3 separate regions of the Homo sapiens genome follow, and all the other regions are linked to region 3. The links are chromatin loops, found by intact Hi-C in ENCODE. Cell type or tissue: heart right ventricle. All regions are shown on one strand. Region 1 overlaps LOC100506403 (a long non-coding RNA gene). Region 2 has its middle 54 kb from the start of MIR802. Region 3 has its middle 65 kb from the start of LINC01436.

Region 1 (4,000 bases), 530 kb before region 3:
AGAAAGCTGTGTCCTAGAGTGAGCAGATCCTCTGTGGAGGAGGAGCCCCTTTGAAATGAAATGACAAAGGGTGACCAGGGTTGAGTGGAGCGTCTAGACATGGAAAGTGGTAGAAATGATTACGGTACTACAAAAGGATTTACCTCAGCCCTGGTTCAATCCTATCTCCTCCAAAGTGTCTTATTTGAGGCTTTTTTTCCCCTCTGAATACACATTTCTAGCTTCATAATAGGAAAGAAGAAGAAAAATGAATTTATTTCATGGCCAACTTTTTGTGGTGAGAGATAAGAAAAACAGACTTTTTAAAAGGTTCACATTTAGCATTTGAAGAAACTGAATTCTGAAAAACGTGAATTCCTTACCTGGGTTCACACAGCTCGTTTGGGAGGAAATGTGGGTGAAAGTACAAGTCTCTGGCAAAGTTGGAATAATCCAGCACTCTTTGTGTAGGAAGAAGGCACAATAGGAAAATGTGCATATGGGCTTCTTTTTTTTTTTTTTTTTTTGAGACAGTCTCGCTCTGTCACCCAGGCTTGAGTACAGTGGTGAGATCTTGGCTCACTGCAACCTCCACCTCCCAGGCTCAGATTATCCTTCTGCCTCAGCCTCCCAAGTAGCTGGGATTACACACATACGCCACAACAGCCGGCTAATTTTTATATTTTTAGCAGAGACAGAGTTTCACCATGTTGGCCAGGCTGGTCTTGAACTCCTGACCTCAGATGATCCGCCCGCCTCAGCCTCCCAAAGTGCTGGGAGTACAGGCTTGAGCCACCACACCTGGCCGGCTTACTTTTAAAAAAACAGTAAAAATATAGAAAGAGGGAACACCAAAACAGTAAAATCAGGTTACCTACAATGGGACGTAAGATACCAGTGATGAGAACATGAAAACGTGAAGCTTTTATAAGTAAAACTGTAATATTTTGATTTTTGAAGACATGTTTAGAGTCCACACATTTTTAGAAAAAAATTAGTAAGAATGAGGAGGAGAAAAAAAAAAAACTAAAACCAAAAGCAGACTGAAAAAAAAGAAGATGATTGTATTTCAAATGAGTACCAGACAATGATAAAGGGGAATAAAGAAAGTGAGAAAGCAGGAAAGAGGTACTGGAAAGAAGGGAAGGAGGGAAGAGGGAAGCAGGGGCGGGGAGAAGAAAATCCAAGTAACCTGAAGGAGGGAAAATCCAACAAATTTATGAACACAGTATCTGACTTTAGAACCTCTGTTTTGGGTAGAGTGGAATGGGAACAGGAGAATTGCAAACAAATCCTGACTACTTGTAATAAATAAATTAGTAATTAGGTAATAAATTGCATTAATAATCAGATGAATTAAAATTCATCTAATCAAAAGAATTTCTTGTAGTGTATGGGCAAAAAAAAAAAAAAAAAAACAAATCCTGTGACCGTTTTGGATGTATTGAAAGAGGAGCAAATATAAAAATGTGCTGATGTTTGAGAACCCTCAGGTTCTCAAACAGGCACTGCAGGGTTCTCACTGCAGAAAAAGGAATATGCAAATATGTAATGGAAGAAAGAAACAAGGGACTCTGTGGGGATAGATTTGAATTCGAGGTACTGGCATGAAGTCATGATTTCTAAAATATGCGTGCTTATGTAGATATATTTTGTGTATATTTGCTTGCATGAATATATTGGAAATATACATATACATGTATATATTTCTTCTCTGCCCATTGAAAGGGCCAAGAAATTGTGAGAGGAAAATAAAATCTCAGAACCCCAAACTCCCTATGCCAAACGGAAAGTTAAGCTTAAGAACTAAGCCTCTCAAAAACCGCCTAGCTGTAATTTCACACGCTTACTTTGTCTTATGTAAAATGCAGATTTACTGAGCCCGAGATGAATGCACAATTGACTTTTCCTCCCACTCCTTTCTCTCCACATGTAAAATGTAGATCCACTGAGTGCCAATCAGAGCCTCACAAGCATGAAACCACTTGCCTCATTGCCTACCCTCCCCCTGGCCCTCCTGCTGGTTCTTTCCACTTTAAATATTGAAGCCCTCTAAACCCTCTGGAAAAAGCACAGATCCTACTGTGACTTGTGTTTCTTTTTCCTAGGTGCATCCTCAACGTTGGCAAAATAAACCTTTGAATCGACTGAGATCTGCCTCGGTCATGTTTAACAAAAACAAAGACATTCAGTAGCTATGAGTACTCCTAGAGCTCAGCTCTTCACTGCAAATGCCATCCCCCACTAAAAGGAACAAGAGCTCTTCAGAGGAATAGCTAATTCCAGGGCTTGGGGCAGGGTAGGTCAGCATGAGCTGGAAAGGAAGAAAGTAGCTTATAGAATGAGAGAACTATGTTGTAAGGACACAGGAGCCACCAACGGAGATCCCAGTGGCCAAATTGTGGACAACTGGAATCCCAAAATAATGCAAGTAGAATAATGAACTATTGACAAATAGGAATTCATGAATACACAGGCATAAAAAGTAAGGAGAGAGGGATGGATCCTATAGTAGAATGCCAAAATCTGACTGACAGATGTGGAAAGCATGTCGGAGTTGGAAAATCAGCATTCTGCAATAATCATGGCAAAGACTGGATCAGGCAAGTATTGTCAATGCGTGTATTTAAATCTAAAGGGATTTTTTTTTATGAGAATCAGGATATTTTCAGGGTCTTAAAATGTCATCCCATTGACTGCTTATTAGTTGCAAAGGAGAGAAAAATAGTAACTCAACAGTGAAGATATCAAACTCCACTTTAACCAAGTGATCAATGTTAACATCACCAAAGAGGGCTGGATGGCCGTTGAGTGTCCCCAGATATGGTACTCTGAGAAGGACACACCATTCCCTATGTAGTATTTCAGCATGGAGCACATGACCTGAATGTAATCACACACAGAAAAAAATCAGAGAAGCCCACGATGAGAAATGTTCTATTAAAATAAGCAGGGGCATGGGCTGACTATATTCTTCAAAATGTTAACATCTCAAACACAAAGAAAGCCTGTGGAAATATTCCTGATTCAACAGGGGAACTAAAAAGACAAGACGATGAAATGCACTACCTGATACCAGAGGGATCCTGTACTGCAGGAAAAATGCTCTAAAGGACATTACTGGGTCAACGGACACATTTGGAACATAAATGGTAGATTAGATAAAACATGTTATCAATGTTAAAATACCAAAGTAGATAAGTGTACCATGATTATGTAAGAACATATCCTTATTCTTAGGAAATAGCCCAGGAAGAATTTAGGCATAAAAGGGCATGATATACGTAACTTACCCTCAAATAGTTCAGAAAAACAGGTACGTGTGTGTGAACACACGTGTATGCATATGTGTGTGTGCACATGTACATTTGAATGGAGAGAGAAAAAACACAAAGGCAAAGCAAATGGTAAAAATGTGTGTGCTAAATGATTCGTGTCTGCTCTTCATGTTATTTTCATTTTTGTAACATGCCTTTTAGTTAGAAATTATTTTCAAATAAAAAGTTTGAAAATGATGCTTGTACACACTGAATGCATCTACAAATGGCTGTCGTGAAACAGCCCATTGTCGTGATGTTGCTGAGAGGCCATCATTAATCAATACATATATATTAATATGTCATTCCTGATGTTTTACATCACATTTTAATTGTCCACTAGAGCTTTGATTTCCAAACCTTGCCCTTTAATGGGTTGTATCTGAATCCCCTAGGATGCTTTTAAATAATAGAAATTCCAGGAACCCGGAACCTGATATAGAAGGTCTTGTGGGGGGCTCGGAATCTGTTTTTCAAACAACCACTGGAAAGAGAATACATCCATGCATATACTTATGAGCAACATGTTCTTTAAAATTCCACCCAATTTTTGTGTTTGTAAAGTGACATTCCAATCGTGTCAGTCCTTCACACTTGCACTGTATACTTAATCTCTTTTGATTCTTTCCTATAGACCATCACTTCACCCTGGACTGCCCAGGCATCATCCACTGAATATCCCCCGAGGCCAGGTTAAACATTGG
Region 2 (4,000 bases), 170 kb before region 3:
ATATTCCAGGCTGGTAATGAAGACACATCTTTTTAAAGCCAATTATCTTTTTAGGACTATCAAGATAATAATCACTGAAGGGGATTACTGCCTTAAAAGTGGAGCATGATGGCTCTCCAAGACTAGAGAGGGCTATAGTAACTGCCCATCCTGGACCTAATGAAGGGTTCTCAGAAGGTGACTCTTCAGTCATCAGACACCACAATGGACAGACAGTCTGTGATGTAGCTGTAAGTGCTCAGTGACAAGAGCATCTGTTGCCAGCTCCCTGTCCCTCCTCTGCCCTGCTCTGTCTTGTGTATGTCTTGAGGGAAGGTCTACGATATGACATCCTGGGTTGACAATGCATCCCAAGGAAGATGGCATAGCTTGTACAATGTTCCAAGACACGGGGCTCTGATTTGCACTGGGCTGGGTTGATGGCAAGGTGTATAAGTTATATCACATTCCTGTCCTCTGTGCAGAGTCTGACAAATAAAAAGTGGCTGAGGCACAAACCATGAGCTAAATAGGGCCTCAAGCATTCTACTTTTCCAAACACCATGGAAATTATAGTGTTAAAAAAACCAAGAGAGAGGAAAAGCTATAGTGTAGCTGTATTACTCATGGATCTCCAGAGAAACAGAACCAATAGAGGTATAGAGAGAAAGAGATTTAGTATAAGGACTTGGCTCACATAATTATACAGACTGACAAGTCCCAGGAACTGTAGGGTGAGTTGGGAAGCTGGAGACCCAAGAGACCCAATGGTGCAGTTCCATTCTGGGTCCAAAGGCATGAGAACCAGGTGGGCAGGTGGTGTAAATTCCAGTCCAAAGGTTGGTAGGCTGAAGACCCAGGAAGAACCAACATTTCACTTCAAGTCTGAAGGCAGGAAAAAGCCCATGTTCCAGCTTGAAGGACAGTAGGCAAAAGAAATTCTTTCTTACTTGGGGGAGGTTCAGCCTTTTCTTCTACTCAGGCTTTTGACTAATTGGATGTGTCCCACTCACATTAGAGAGAGCCATTTGCTTTACTCAGTATACCAATTTAAGTGTTACTCTCATCCAAAAACACCCTCACAGAAACACTCAGAATAATGTTAACTGAATATCTAGGCATCCCATGGCCCATCACAGTAACCACGTCAAATGCTAAGCAAATAGTTTTCCTTTTGTTTGTCTTAATACAAGTGAAACTTTTGTTTTTTTCCTTTTTTTATTATTCCTTTTGTCCATCTGGTTTAGTATAAACAAATATTTCTTTTGAACTTCAACAAATAAGCAATAGATGGCCAGTAAAATTGCACAGAAAACTCTTTTCCCTCCAGCTAAAGCAACTTCAAAATACATTTATTTAATAAAATAAAGAATCAATAAAATTTTAATTTTAAGCAGTCAGATTCAATGCCAAGTTGTCCTGGAAAGAAATTTGATAGGAATGCATGCTCCTTCTTTTCTTTGTAGCACATGTCAGGTTACAATCTGGTGCAAAGAAAGATGTGCAGCTGCAAAACTAGTGTCCCAGATCTAGCCATAATGATGTAACCTTGGGAAAGATTTTGCTCTCAAATAACTGATAATTTGATAAGGTGGGTAAGACAAACAAAAAAGACAGTAGACTGGTAACTACCTAAGGAAGGTGCAAAGTACTGGGGGAATCAAGAACAGAAGAGCCCCCATCCAGGTGGACATGAGCTTCACGAACAGTCTTTCAGAGGAAACCACCCTGATTTACAGTAAACTCACCCCTTTCTGGGGTCACACTTGAAACAGAATAGCTATACCCACAACCACTCCATCCAGGGACAAGAACTGCGTTCATTCAAACTCATGCCACGTTGTTTTTTCTCTCGGCTCTGCTCAGAGTGAAGTTCATCGTGCAGCAATGAGAAAAGCCCCCATAAAGTCATTCTGACATAAATATCTATAGACAAGAACTGTCACCATTGTCCTTGCGAACTCGTCTTGAAGAAGCATTCCAAGATGTGTGCAAGGGGTGTATGCCTGTGTGTGAATGAGGACAAGGAGGTGTGCAGCTCTTCTATGATTCTTGCCTCAGACTAACTAGATAGCTTTCCTATCAGTAAATAAGGGCACACTGAGTATTTGCTGTGAACCAGGCTCTATCATGAGGCTGTAAACAAAGAACTCAGATCCTGTCCTCCAGGAGCTTGGAGTCTAGATGGTCATAGAGCATTAAACAAATAATGACAAGTGCAGACATAAAGTATAGTTACAAGTTTAAAACTAAAGCCTACACAGCTGCCATACAGTGATTCTACCTCTGTTCTATGGTTCTAGGATCCACTGCTGCAAAGAAAAGGATTATTACTCTTGTCCTTGTACTGGGTTGTGTTGCAAACGTCTGCCTCAGCTCCCTGAAGACAGTCCTGTGGCCTCAGCATGGAGTCCTCACTCAGTCCCTGGGACCACTGTACTAAGCAGTGGTTCATAGCCTGTGTGAGCAAAAGGATCACCTGGGGTACTAGAGGGTAGATACCTGGCCTCACTCTCCCAGAAATTCTGATTCTGTGGATCTATGCTGTATTTGAAAAAGCCACCTGAGTATTTGAAAACCCACTTCACATAATAGCAGACAGTATATGAACCACCCCAAGAAACCATGTGAGACCAATGAACTAAAGACCAATGAACTAAAGCCTCCAATTTTCCTTATCCAGACAAATTAAAAATGTAATTTAATTGATATGCTACATTAGTTTCAGAATATCTCAAAAAACATATATTCACAAAATAGAATACCTTTTCCTGCCTTCAAAAGACAGTAAGTTGCAAATGATTACATTCTGAAAATAGAGGAATGTTCACAATCCTGATATTTAAACTCTTTGTAATGAGGTTTTTTTTAGTATATAACTTTAATATGTGCTCCAAATGAATAAAAAGATTATTCATTTATCATTCAGTTTTTTTAAATATTAACTGGTAAATCCCTCTTTTAGGAAGCATAAATAAATACCTAAGTGTAAAAAATATGCTAAACCAAATACTAAATACTGCCAACAATTCATAATGGAAATAAAATCAGCTTCAAAATCCAAGCTAAACCACAGATTAAACAGAGGGTTTTCATGTGACCTCGAAATCAATTCTTTTGTTTTCTTTTGCCATTTTTAATAACAAACAACTGAATTTTTTTAAAAAACATATTTTCATAAAATTGAATGTTGTTCTTTCACATAACATTGATTCTAAGGCAATGTCATCAATAGTCACAAGTAAAAGAAAAGGAACCTCCAAAGCCATAAATTCGATTGGAACTGAGATACCAAGTTTGTGAGTAAAGATCAGCAAATAATTTTTTACAAGATATTAAGACTTGTAAGGCTTAAGATATAAGCCCAGAATGATACAAACTTAGACGGACAGGCAGGAAGAGTAGGAACAGGAAAAACGTGTTTCCCAACATGTCATTGAGGGTTATTATTAATTCAGAAAAAGGAAATTTTGTGTTAAAAATTTCAAAACAATGAACATTAAAACTGCTCAGTTGCAAGGTCAGCACTGAAAATAAATAGAAATGGAATCATTATTTCAATTAGTGAACAGTTATCATGTAGATGCCCCAGTTCTGATACAGAGATCTATGTTAGAGACACAGGGTAAGTAATACACGCACTCACCACCTAGCCTGCAAAGTGACAGACAGATGTGCAGTTCATGTTGGGGCAAGATGTCTATTGCACTGGTCCTATGAAGCAGTGATTCAGAAACAGTAAAGAGGGCGTGGTGACTTCTTCCTGGGGAGTATGATTAGGATGGCCTCACAGAGGTGAGTATGTTGCAGATTTTGGGTTGGGCAAGTCTCTGGGTCAAAGCTTCATTAGCTTGGGGCAGTTGCTTGTTTAATTTGCTTGGAGTTCCTTCTTTGGACTTCGTCTTGATTTTCATTACAAATTCTTCCTGGGGAGTCCTTCACGTCCATGTGTTCAGCTATCATCCACATGTTTATGACTCCCAAAACTATGTCCTGAAACAAAAACCTCCTTCCTGTGATT
Region 3 (4,000 bases):
ACAGAATTCACCCAATGCCATAGCTGGGATCATGCAGGAGGAGCACTGTGGTCAGAGATCTCTATTTCCAAATGTGAATATTGTTCACAGAAAGGATATGCTATCAGCACTTTGGGAACATGACAGCTGTAACATGTGTTTGCTGTGTTATTTAAAAATATTTAGCACAACCATAGAAGACAATACAAATAAATAAGAAGGATGAAACTCAAAGGATATATTACTTAACCGTAATGGCTAATTTTATGTGTCAACTTGACTGGGCCAGAAGGTGCCCAGACATTTGGTTAAACATTACCCTGGGTGTTTCCATGAAGGTGTTTTTGGAGGAGTTTAACACTGAACTTAGTAGACTAAGTAAAGCAGATTTCCCTCCCTCATGTAGGCGGGCCTCATCCCATCAGTCAATGCCCTGAATAGACAAAAAGACCAACCCTCTCCCAAGGAAGAGAGGACTCCTCCTGCCTGACAGCCTTTAAACTATTGTCTTCAATGTTGAATAGAAACATTGGCTTTTCCTTTCTCAATGGCATGGTCACAGACACACTTTCAAACCACTACATTGTGATTCTTTTATTAGAATGGGAATAAAATGTGTCCTTCCTGGTGAAAGAACATAGTTACAAGGGCCATGCCAAAAACACTTCCTTGAGATCCCCAATTGCAAATCAGGTAAACCTCACATGTGTCACCTGCATTAAACCCACCAGTGATTGGAGGAGAGTGTCACAGTGAGCAATGGATGTCTTTAGAAACACACAGGCGGCCTCTCACGGATGTCTCCAAGTGATAGAAGATGCTATAAATATACACGAGGGTATGAAAAAGCAGCCTTTGCTGACAGAAACCCTCAGGGTTAAGCTGTCAGAAAATAAATGATACTGGTATAAGGCAAGGAGAACTTGTTTGCAAAACAGAACAACCTGAGTTTTCCACCTCTGACATGGACTTATCTAAAAAGATGCTACATGAGAAATACTTCCGAGAATTCTGATAGTATCCTAATTTCAGAGACCCTTGATCCAGCCATGAGTTTATAACCAGAAGGGTGAAGAACTCTTCCTGAGAAAGGTTGCATTTTGCTTCTATGTCAAGAAGCCATTCGTCCTCCCTTTAATTCCAATTACAGAAATTCATGCTAAGAAATGAAACAGAGATGTGAGAACAATGCATCTGTAACAGTGTTTATTTCAGCATCATTTCTGAAAGAAAATTTGAAACAATATCTAAGTGTCCATTGATAGAGAAATGATTAAATATTAATATTAAATGATTAAATATGATTAAAAATGCAGCATAGGCAAAAGGTAGAATAGTATGTTGCTGTCAAAAATCAGTTTTTGAAGAGTAATGATCTGGAATACAGTATGTTCATTACATAATATAACGTTAAAAGGAGGATGTAAAGTTATACATTCAACATGATTTCAGTTTGATCTCTAAAATGGTAAGAATTCTTGTTTTCATAATACTTTTCTGTATTTTCCAAATTTTCTACAATGGAAATCCATGACTTTTATAATCAGGGGGAAAATTATTATTCAAAGAAATGGATTTGTCCCAAAGAAAACTCCCCCTTTTCAGTGACAGTATGGTTCCAATAGCCCAGCACATGGATAAGAGAAGTGACTACAATAAAGATTACCATGATCCCAACCTCTAAAACATTCTCTCTCCGTGCCTCCTCAGCAAGGTATCCTCCTGCTAAAGGCAGTGTCTACACCCGTAGGGGGAATACTATTACAGACACTCTAGAGAACCAGGCCAACAGTGACTTTTCAGTTACATTGACGGCTCAAAGTTTGACCACAAAGCAGCATTAGCAGAGTGGGTTCTGTCTATTCAACAACAGATGATCCTGCCTCCCAATTATCACAGATAAGCCATTCAGCAAATGCACCATCAACCCAAACAATACTTGCAGGGTTCTAGCACTCTGTGCGATGAGTATTCAGGCGAACGGCTAAAGTTCGTGTCTGGCTAATTTTAAAATGTGCTGACTATAAAATTTTCCCAGTATTGCCAGTATAGGGAAGAGCACCTCTCTAATTAAAACAGCTCCTCTGTTCTCTGTTTCTTCTTTCAATGACTTAACATTACCATCGCCAGCTTTGTCTTAGGTGTACAACAGTCTAGAGTACTTGTAACTGATGCCCAGTGAAAGGGCAAAACTGAGCCGTTCAAATGCTTCACAGCCTGAGCGGTTGTGTCTGCGTGCATTAATGAGCATGCATAGTAATGGAGATTTAGCGTGGATACAGAGGGACATCTAGTGACCAGCTAAGTAAAAAACACAGTGCAGCCTGCAAACTACATGGAGGCGGCCATGGATCCTTCACCTAAAGTTGTGCTTTATTTGATGAATAAGTATTGAACATCTATTATGTCCAAGGCACTGCACTAAATTTAGGGGTTACAAAGAACAAGACAAAAATCCTTCCATGAGAGACAGGATTTTCCATAATTTAAAGCTGATGGAAAAACATCTCCTTAAGTAATGAGTAATTTTTCTGTTGTCTCTATTTATGAAAGGCAAAACGAAATTTCACACTCAAAAGAGAACATCCCTCAAAGGAAACCCAAATTATTTGCTTTCCTATTGTAAGATAATTTTCCAAAAGCACTAGAAATAAAGTAATATTCTATGTCAGCAATTCCAAACTTGCAATACATGCAACAAGTTTTTTCTTTGATTTGTGTAACAATTTCCCATATTTCTTCCCGAACCCAAAGGGATGAGTATTATAGAACAGTGCTCTCAAAATAAATTAAAACAAACTTAGCCCTGATAATTTTAGAAATTAACTTTATCCTACTCTTTAAGTTAATCAGTCCCAACATTAGGCTCACAAACTAACCAAAAGTAAATACAAAACTGGAAAATGCTGAATTCAAGCCCCAAAACTACTATCAAAGACACGAAAGCAGGAACTTTTCTCACCTAACATCCAAAGGAATCTGTGTGTGTGTGTGTGTGTGTGTGTGGTGTGTGTGTGTGTTTTAATCCTTTACTCCCCACCACCACTAAAAAAATATTAATATGTGAAAGTTTTGGAATGTATTTTATTTTGAATATCATAATGTTTTGCATACATAAAATGGCACATTGCAAACCACACTATCATGCACTTCTTTTCTGTTATAAGAGGAGGAAAACAATTAAATATTGCTGTACATGGAGCACGTCAAGAAGTTTGTGAGCAATCCTAGAGAGGGTCGAGTGCCTTTCTTCTGGGAAGAGCCAGTGACAACCCAAATCACCGGGTCATGTAAGACCCATGAAAGTAAAAGCAACTCAACTCAGAGTTTATTTTATTTGAGGTTTTTGGTGAATAAGAAATACAGGATATTGCCGTTATCTTCAAAGTGAAGACTAAGCAACATTAAATTATTCAGTAAACGCAGTAAGTAAAAATAAGCTCCAGTTCTACCTTATATACATTTCAGAAAAAGACGCTATGATGAGGGTGGTAATCAGGATAAAACAGAGACCATGAGACCAACGTGGACCTTACCATGAGCCACATGCCCTGAAGGTAGACTGGCTATCTTTGGGAAAATCTCAACTCTTCAGATTAAAAGGGTGAATGAATATTTCCAGGATTTTTAAATTAAATGTGTTTAGCTATGGCCATTGATGCCTTTTTGTCCTCATTCATTTTCTTCCCAACCTTTAGGGTTACTCCTGCAGCCCTCTCTAAGCTGCATTGGCCTCTCTCACCCCAGCAGCCCTGTAGCAAACCCCACAGTCCCATGCTGGCCAGAGGAAGGCAAGGGGGCTCAGCCCATAAAACTTCATGACTGTCTCAGCTCTGCCTCTTTCCTTCTGGCCTTTTCTATAGTCATGGCTCTCAAATAGCTCACCTGTCACCATCTCCTTCCGACAGTGTCTTCCAGATGGCTTTGAATACCAGTACCAGGCCAGGCTGAGCCCACAAAGGGCACCAACCAGATAGGCCACTGAGATGGGGCCGGGGTCAGACCTATTGGATCCATGCAT

The links. A loop is a pair of places that touch in the nucleus more often than their neighbours do. Peaks named below come from ENCODE experiments on the same cell type or tissue, not always from the same donor. Only the 100,000 strongest peaks of a DNase experiment are listed, where the experiment ranks them.
Region 1: it touches region 3 in a loop (4-fold over the local background); 10 of 110 quality-filtered maps call a loop at or near these places.
Region 2: a loop joins it to region 3, with 2.1 times the contacts of the local background. A loop is called at or near these places in 2 of 110 quality-filtered maps.

The regions. Positions count from the first base shown.
Region 1 is chr21:35,412,716-35,416,715 of GRCh38, forward strand. All of the region lies in intron 2 of LOC100506403 (a long non-coding RNA gene), which reads right to left. Among named protein-coding and RNA genes, the nearest start is that of MIR802, 310 kb to the right of the region's middle. RefSeq lists an enhancer at 1,770-2,385 and a silencer at 2,016-2,310. In heart right ventricle, no CTCF peak of the experiment used is centred here; no DNase peak of the experiment used is centred here; H3K27me3 peaks cover 1,198 bases.
Region 2 is chr21:35,772,612-35,776,611 of GRCh38, forward strand. No RefSeq gene overlaps it. Among named protein-coding and RNA genes, the nearest start is that of MIR802, 54 kb to the left of the region's middle. In heart right ventricle, no CTCF peak of the experiment used is centred here; no DNase peak of the experiment used is centred here; H3K27ac peaks cover 985 bases.
Region 3 is chr21:35,938,238-35,942,237 of GRCh38, forward strand. No RefSeq gene overlaps it. Among named protein-coding and RNA genes, the nearest start is that of LINC01436, 65 kb to the right of the region's middle. In heart right ventricle, a CTCF peak has its summit at 2,271; a DNase peak (open chromatin) is centred at 2,230; H3K27ac peaks cover 560 bases.